Linked DNA regions of Homo sapiens: regions 2 and 3 are each linked to region 1. Evidence: read pairs that join two places in POLR2A ChIA-PET (ENCODE). Cell type or tissue: MCF 10A. All regions are shown on one strand.

The links. Peaks named below come from ENCODE experiments on the same cell type or tissue, not always from the same donor. Only the 100,000 strongest peaks of a DNase experiment are listed, where the experiment ranks them.
Region 2: POLR2A ChIA-PET joins it to region 1 with 10 read pairs; 3 of 35 experiments call an interaction of 5 or more read pairs at or near these places.
Region 3: POLR2A ChIA-PET joins it to region 1 with 19 read pairs; 2 of 35 experiments call an interaction of 5 or more read pairs at or near these places.

The regions. Positions count from the first base shown.
Region 1 is chr3:193,830,628-193,833,127 of GRCh38, reverse strand. It overlaps LOC105374284 (a long non-coding RNA gene), which reads left to right. Exons shown (of 4, transcript XR_924841.3): 3 at 43-717; 4 at 1,087-2,500. Among named protein-coding and RNA genes, the nearest start is that of LINC02038, 12 kb to the left of the region's middle. RefSeq lists enhancers at 752-911, 932-1,031. In MCF 10A, no CTCF peak of the experiment used is centred here; DNase peaks (open chromatin) are centred at 827, 1,477 and 2,147.
Region 2 is chr3:193,951,081-193,953,580 of GRCh38, reverse strand. No RefSeq gene overlaps it. Among named protein-coding and RNA genes, the nearest start is that of LINC02026, 51 kb to the left of the region's middle. In MCF 10A, no CTCF peak of the experiment used is centred here; a DNase peak (open chromatin) is centred at 1,520.
Region 3 is chr3:194,321,459-194,323,958 of GRCh38, reverse strand. No RefSeq gene overlaps it. Among named protein-coding and RNA genes, the nearest start is that of LINC00887, 9.9 kb to the right of the region's middle. RefSeq lists an enhancer at 557-1,756. In MCF 10A, no CTCF peak of the experiment used is centred here; DNase peaks (open chromatin) are centred at 998, 1,498 and 1,788.

The DNA of each region.
Region 1 (2,500 bases):
TTCACTTAAAGTGCTTCAGAAGTTTCTCATTTCTCTTAGCAGGCAGAAAGAACTCAAAGCTCAGATGGTCAGGGTCCTGTTGGTTCATCAAGCTCAGCCTGCCTGGAGGCAGCCACTGTGTTGTTCCCTCTCTTCGTCCTCCCTCTGCACTCTCTCTTGCCACGGGACATTTGCACAAGCAGTTCCCTCTAACTGGAACACTAAGAAATATGGAAGTAAAAGGGGTTGGGAGAAAAGACAGGAGTCACAGGTGACTGTGTGGGATGAGGAGAGTCGTGAAAACTTTTTTTTTTTTTTTTTGAGATGGAGTCTCGCTTTGTCACCCAGGCTGGAGTGCCAGTGGTGCCAATCTCGGCTCACCGCAACTTCCACCTCCCAGGTTCAAGCAGTTCTCCTGCCTCAGCCTCCTGAGTAGCTGGGATTACAGTTGCCTGCCACCACGCCTGGCTAATATTTGTATTCTTAGTAGAGAAGAGGTTTCACCATGTTGGCCAGGCTGGTCTCAAACTCCTGACCTCAGGTGATCCACCTGCCTCAGCCTCCCAAAGTGCTGGGATTACAGGCATGAGCCACTGCACCCGGCCGAAAACATTAAGAGTAGGTGGATGTTACTTTGGACACCAAATGAAGAAGTGTGCCGAGCTGAAAGAGAAAAGGAGAAGAAAATGGACATGACATTTACGGGGTTCCTCTTGCAGAGAGAGAACCGTGTAGAAGGTAAGCTCTCACTACTGAGTTCAAGTCCCAGACATAATACTTGCTGGCTGTGTGGCCTTGGGAAGGCCCATGAGCACTCTCAGTGAAAGTGAAACTGGGAAGTTTCTGCTTTGGAGAGATTTTCTCACAAATGAGATGAGTTATCATATACCAAGCCCTTAGAGCACGGCCTGGCTCACAGGAAGCCAACAGTAAGTGTGGGTCATTATCAGCGCTGTTGTTAACTGGGGGTAATAACAGGGGCCAGGGGCCAAGAGGCTTTATCTAGCCCTATTTCAGAGGCAAAGAAATGAGGGTGAAAAAGTTCAGGGGCCTGCCTGCAGTCACACAGCAGAGCCAGATATGAACATCGACGTTTTGGCTTTCAAGGTCCACACCCGCCGTATCCTACTGCACGGTGCTGGAAGGCACATGGAAGACTATTGCAGCCCAATCTTCTCATGACAAAGACAGGAAAATGGAGCCCTCTAAGAGAAAGTGACTGATCCACCCTTATGCTCTTAAATGGTAAGCGTCCAGGGATCATCCAAGTTAAGATGGCCCACACGCAGCTGGCAAGGCAGGACCCGAGGCTGAATGAGACGTACAATTGGCTCCACGGTACTGGCAGAACCCACAGCTAGTTTTCAATGCTGAGAACTGTCCATCCTGGCAGAGGCTCACTGCCCTCTGTGCCCTCCCTGGTTGCCTGGGCAGATGGTGAGCTCTGGTTGCCAAGGAGCCCGCGTTGGCAGTTCTGAAATGGGGTGCGTCAGCAGCCTCGCTCCAGCGGCTTCCCACATCCTTGAGTAACCACCACACAAAGGTGCTGGGCATGAGACCAAGGGTGCGGCGGAGATCGAATTAGTAATACACACTCGGTGACCCTCCCCAGCCAGGTTTCACTGCGTGCTTATGACCAACATTCATCCCTTCCTTAGCATCTGTGGTGTCTTTAAGGGCCAAGTAAAAAGGTAAAACTGCAGGGAGTCAGGAGGGGGAAACTGGCCTGGGGTACAGAGTCCCTCACAATGAAAATATATGTAACTGGCTACTTGTAGGTCATGATGCATTAAGTGATCCTGTCAAAAGTTGAAAGTGGGCTACAGTGGGACAGGCAATGCCCAGAGGGAGGCAGAAAGGTGTAAATAATCCGAGGTGAATGTGGGTCTTGTTGGCATGGTAGATTTATGCCCTGCCTTCATAATGTACCCTTTCATCTTGGGAGCCTGGATTCCAAAAATCTAGTCTAGACAGGAATTGATGGTGCTACCTCTCAGCTTACATCGTTCAAGGTTTCTCAACACCAAAGACTCCTGAATATTGATGGGAACAACCCACTTAGCCAGGGGATATTGCTCAGAACTCAGGAGGCCAAAGGCATCATTCTTCCAGGCACGGAGGCCCTGCTCAGAAACAGCCCTACAGAGGCAGAGTCACTCATTCTGGGGGATGACGCTGCCTTTTGTCTTCATCTCCCCAAGTGGGAGACAAGTCCCATCACGCCTGCCACCTGGCAGTCAGCCTTGCGCCTTCTCTTTCGTCCTTTTCATGTGTGCTCCGTGCCGGTTTCAGCAGCTTTCATCAGAGACTGAAACTACCACCACTCCCATCACCTCCCAGGGCCATGGGCAGGCCCTGGCTGACAGATCCAGGCCTAGGAGCCTGGGCAACGATAAATAGGTGGTTGGGAGGACCTCTCCGAGCCCCCTTCTCTGCCCAGGCAGGCTTTCTCCTTGGGTGGCCAGAGCCAGGGCCCAGGATCCCCTGCTGCAAGAACTGAGAGGCTGAGGGGCTTCACTCC
Region 2 (2,500 bases), 120 kb before region 1:
CTATTAGCAAGACAAACTAAGAAAATGAGAGAACGGACACAATTAAATAAAATGAGAAATAAAAAAGGAGACATTACAATTGACAAAGGGCCATTAGAGACTATTATGAAAACTATGGACCAACATATTGGAAAACTTACAGGAAATTGATCAAATCCTGGACACATCTAACCTATAAAGATTGAACCAGGAAGAAACAGAAAACCTGAACAGACCAATAACAAGTAATGAGATTGAATCAGTAATAAAAAGTCTCCCAACAAAGAAAAGCCCAGGACCAGATGGCTTCACTGCTGAATTCTACCAAGCTTTTGAAGAACTAACACTAATTCTTCTCAAGCTATTTCAAGAAAAATGAAGAAGAGGGAATTCTTTCTAACTCATTCTGTGAAGCCAGAATTACCCTGATACCAAACTCAGACAAGGACACAACAGAAAAAGCCACAGGCCAACATCTCTGATGAACACAGGTGCAAAAATCCTTAACAAAATGCTAGCAAACTGAATCCAACAATGCATCAAAAAGATAATATACCATGATTAAGTGGGGTTTACTCTAGGGATGCAAGGACGGTGCAACATATGCAAATCAGTCAATGTGATACATCACATCAACAGAATGAAGGACAAAAAAAGTATGATCATCTCAATAGATATTGGAATATATATTGGTATAAATACACAAAGTAATATTATTCTGACATAATAAAGAATAAAATCCTGTAATTCATGGCAACATGGATGAGCCTGGAGGTTATGATGTTAAGTGAAATGAGTCAGGCACAGAAATACTGAAGGTACTAACTCATGTGTAGGAGCTAAAAAACTTGAGCTCATAAAAGTAGAGAGTAGAATTGTGGTTATTAGAGGCTAGGAAGGGTGGCAGGGAAGGGAAGACAGGAAAGGTTGATTAACAGATACAAAATTACAGCTAGATAGGAGGAATAAGTCATAGTGTTCTATAGCATTGTAGCGTGACTATAGTTAACAATAATTTATTATACATTTTCAGATAGCTAGAAGAGAGGATTTTGAATATTCCCAACACAAAGAAATGATAAATGTTTGAGGTAATGCATATGCTAATTACCCTGATTTGATAATTACACATTGTATACATATATCAAAATATCACGCTACACTCTATAAATGTGTCAACCATTATGTGATTACTCTATAATCATGATATGTCAACTAAAAACAAAAGGAAAAAAAAGATGAACAACTAACAAAAAAGCATAGCAGTGAGAAATTCTGAACCCCTGAGCTGGGAAGTTCTGAATAATGACCTGTGGGTGATACTGACCAAAGGGGGAACCTCAGCTTCTAAAGCCCATACTCCAAAGGCAGTTGATAATAATCAGTCAAGTATTAGGGATCCCAGGTGCTGTCACCCTCAGGCCTTGTTTGATTCCCAGAACAAACCTGTGAAGAACAGAACCTGGAAGCATGTCACCATTTTATAGATGAAGAAGCAGAAGCTCAAAAGACAGGGACTTGTCCAAGCCTGTACAACCAGCAAGTGACTCAGCAACGGAAAGAATGCAGGTTTCCTAGTTGGCCACACTGAGAATTTGGTGCTTTGACAACTATACTTCATCTATTGTAAATTTTCCAGCTTCACACAATTTCTTTTATTTACAAAAGTACTAATTATTATAGCTAATCTCTCCCTAAGGAATCACCCACTGAGGGAAAAACAAGAACACCAATGTAGGCACATCTAATGGCCTTATATTTTGTTGCTCACTTATTTCCTGTATACTTAGTTTTATTTGAAACTTAATGTTGATTGGATTTGAGAAGACTGTTCCCCACAGGATATTTTCAATTGTTAGAAAAAAATAAAATAAAGAACACCACCACTGAACAGTTTCTCCCATGGTGCCAAGCTGTCTTCCATTTTGGATTTGCTTTCCGTGTAGCCAGTAATCACCCCAGGACTGCCGACCTGGGCTCCTCCAGGCACAAGAGCTGAAGGGTGCCCTAAAGAATATTGCCTCCACATCTGTACTCTTCCATCCTCTCATCTTACCACGAGCATCACAAAGAAGCCTCTCAATCACCCACTTTCTGACAGATCAGCATGGGTTTAATCCCAATCAGAGTATCCCAGGGCCAGCAAGATGGGGCTGTCAGGAGGCCCACCCTGGCTAGTCTGAAGCCTTTGACTGAGTAAACACAGTCTGAAAGGGAACTGGGGAGCTTGAAAGTAAAGCTGTAAATGATCCCTTCTGTGATTCTTGGCCAATTATTCCTCTGGGGTGGACCAAAGTGGGGGAAACCAGAAGAGAAGGTCCCTCTTTGCTTTAAACAAAATATCATTACACTTCTAGCATCTTCCTTGTTTGGGGCATTTTCCAAGTGAAAGTTCATTAGGGAGACACGAAAGCACGTTCCACTAATATCCATCAAAGAGGGGTTCAGTTTCAAAGCGCAGAAGAAATACAATAGCGTTGAAGCAAACTACATGAAAAAGATCTTATGCGCCTGAGAAGCG
Region 3 (2,500 bases), 490 kb before region 1:
AGCTGACCTGGCTGGCGCACTGCCTGCAGCCTTCTGCCTGCCCATCCCTCGGCGTGAGGAATGTCAGCCTCGGAGACAGTGACCAGACGCAGTAGGTGTGGAAGGACGGGTTCCAGAATCCTCACCCCGAGACCTCTTTATCCGGAGAGAGGCGTGTGTGCGTGTGTGGACACATGCTTGTACCCCCTCCTATTTATACAAGCAGACATTTGTGACAGAGACACAGCGCAGCTAACTTGATTCTGACTTTTGGTACAGGGGAAATGAGCACAAATAATCCCAAATAATAAGTAAAATCCCAAAGCAGTTCCTGGGGGATGCAGTTGATTCAGGAAATGGGCATTGAAGGGATTTCGTTTTTGTCTTTGTGATTTGTTTTTGCTGTGTGTGGGGGGGGGTTTATTTTTTATTTATTTATGTTTTTTGAGATGGAATCTCACTCTGTCCCCAGGCTGGAGTACAGTGGCGCGATCTCGGCTCACTGTAACCTCCGCCTCCTGGATTCAAGCGATTCTCCTGCCTCAGCCTCCTGAGCAGCTGGGACTACAGGCGTGCGCCACCACGCCCGGCTAATTTTTGAGTTTTTAGTAGAGACAGGGTTTCACCACGTTGGCCAGGATGGTCTCAATCTCTTGGCCTCGTGATCTGCCCGCCTCGGCCTCCCAAAGTGCTGGGAGTCTGCTAGGACTGAATCTGAAAGACTGGAGAAAGTAAGACGTGTGGGAATGGGGAAGGAGATTCCAGGTCGGGGGTGGCGTCTACTGCAGGCCTGGGTGTTGAGGAAGCACAGAGTTTGGGCAACTACAGGCGGTTGCCTGGTGTGGAGCAGCTTGTGCTGGAGGCAGGGGTTGGTGATGACGAGGAAATCGAAGCCCAGAGCGCATCATTCACTTGCTCAAAGTCACACAGCTTTGCCGTCAGAACTGGGGTGATGCTGTGGGCGTGACAGCCTCTCCAGGCCAGCTCTGTTTCCCGCACACTATCCTCTCTCCCCTCCCTGAGGCTGGCACATCCCCGAATCACCCGATACCACCTTGCCCTGCCCCACCCAGGAGGCTCAGCTCGCGGACAGAGTGACTCAGGCATTAATCAGCTTTTCCCTGGGTTGAGAAAACCTGAGACAGAGAGCTACAGTCGCGCCTGCCACATCTACCTCCCCAGCCATCCTACTCTCTATGCTGCTGCAAACTAGACATTCCTTCCTGGAGGGACCTCTCGCTTCCCATCTTCAGATCAGGACGCACGGTCTCTTCTCCGCAGCTGCTTCCTCTGGTGTTCCTGTGCTCCTGTCGGCCCGCTGCTCCCACACACATGCCCATTCTTCTCGGGCTGGCTTGTATCTCAGGGTTACGCTCCCCAGGTCCCTTGCTCCAGGTAGGTTTGGCCAATAGCAGGTGAGGAGAGGGTGGGCGGAGGGGAGACGCCGGGGCATTTCCTCCCCTGGGTCCCTGCTCTAGGAAGCATCTCTAGCAGGGCTTGCGCCTCCCCGGCGCCAGTTCCCACTGCGCAGGTCTGCTGTGGCTTCTGCCTGGTGGGCAGCTCCCGGCCTCCGGGCTCCACCTGCTTCCCTTTTCTGTCCCTCCTGCTCCAAATGGTGCAGCGCCGTCCTCCCATTGCTCACCTCGGGGCTGCTCACCATCTCGTTTGCCTTCTCAGTTTTTATACCACCGATGCAACCAGTCCCCTGGATTAAACTCCCTCTGTTGGAAATACTAGCATGGTTCCTGATGGGCCGGGCCCCTGGCTGATACACTTCCTTCTAGGAGGATGGCACCGGGTCAGAGTGTTCAGACTTGTTGACGTCCCTCCCCCCACTCAATTCGTCACTGAGCCAGAAGACTGAGCCTTGGGAATGTCTCTGAGCCCACCCCACCTCTCCTCTCTGGCAGCAGCCTTGGGCGAGTCCTGCCCTGGTCAACCCCAGCAGCCTCCCACCAAGGCCAGCCCAGCAGCCCACCCTCCCACGGCTGCTCAAGCCCACCAGGCCATGCTTTAGACGAGGCTCTGTAACTTTGCAAATCAAGCATGCACCGTAGGACCAGCCTTTCCACTCTGCTCCCAAGCTGCCTTCCAGCCCTGTGCCATCCTCTACACACCCCTCCCCCCGCTGTACACCCCACACCCCATTACCAGGCTACCAGTCACTTCCCAAACACACCCTGCACACTGGTCTGCTCGCTGTCTGCTTTGCCTTGTCAGTTTTTGTACCACCTATATCTATGCAGCCAGTCCCCTGGATTAAATTCCCTCTGTTTGCAATACTAGTGGGCTTCCTGTTGTGCTGGACCCCTGGTGATATATTTCCTTCTAGGAGGATGGCAGCAGGTCCTCTGCCTGCTCGTTCATGCTGTTCCCTCTGCCTGAACTGCCTCCCCCTCTTTTTTTTTTCTGAGATGAAGTCTCCCTCTGTTGCCCAGGTTGGAGTGCAGTGGCTTGATCTCAGCTCCCTGCAACCTCTGCATCCCAGGTTCAAGCAATTCTCTTGCCTCAGCCTCTGAGT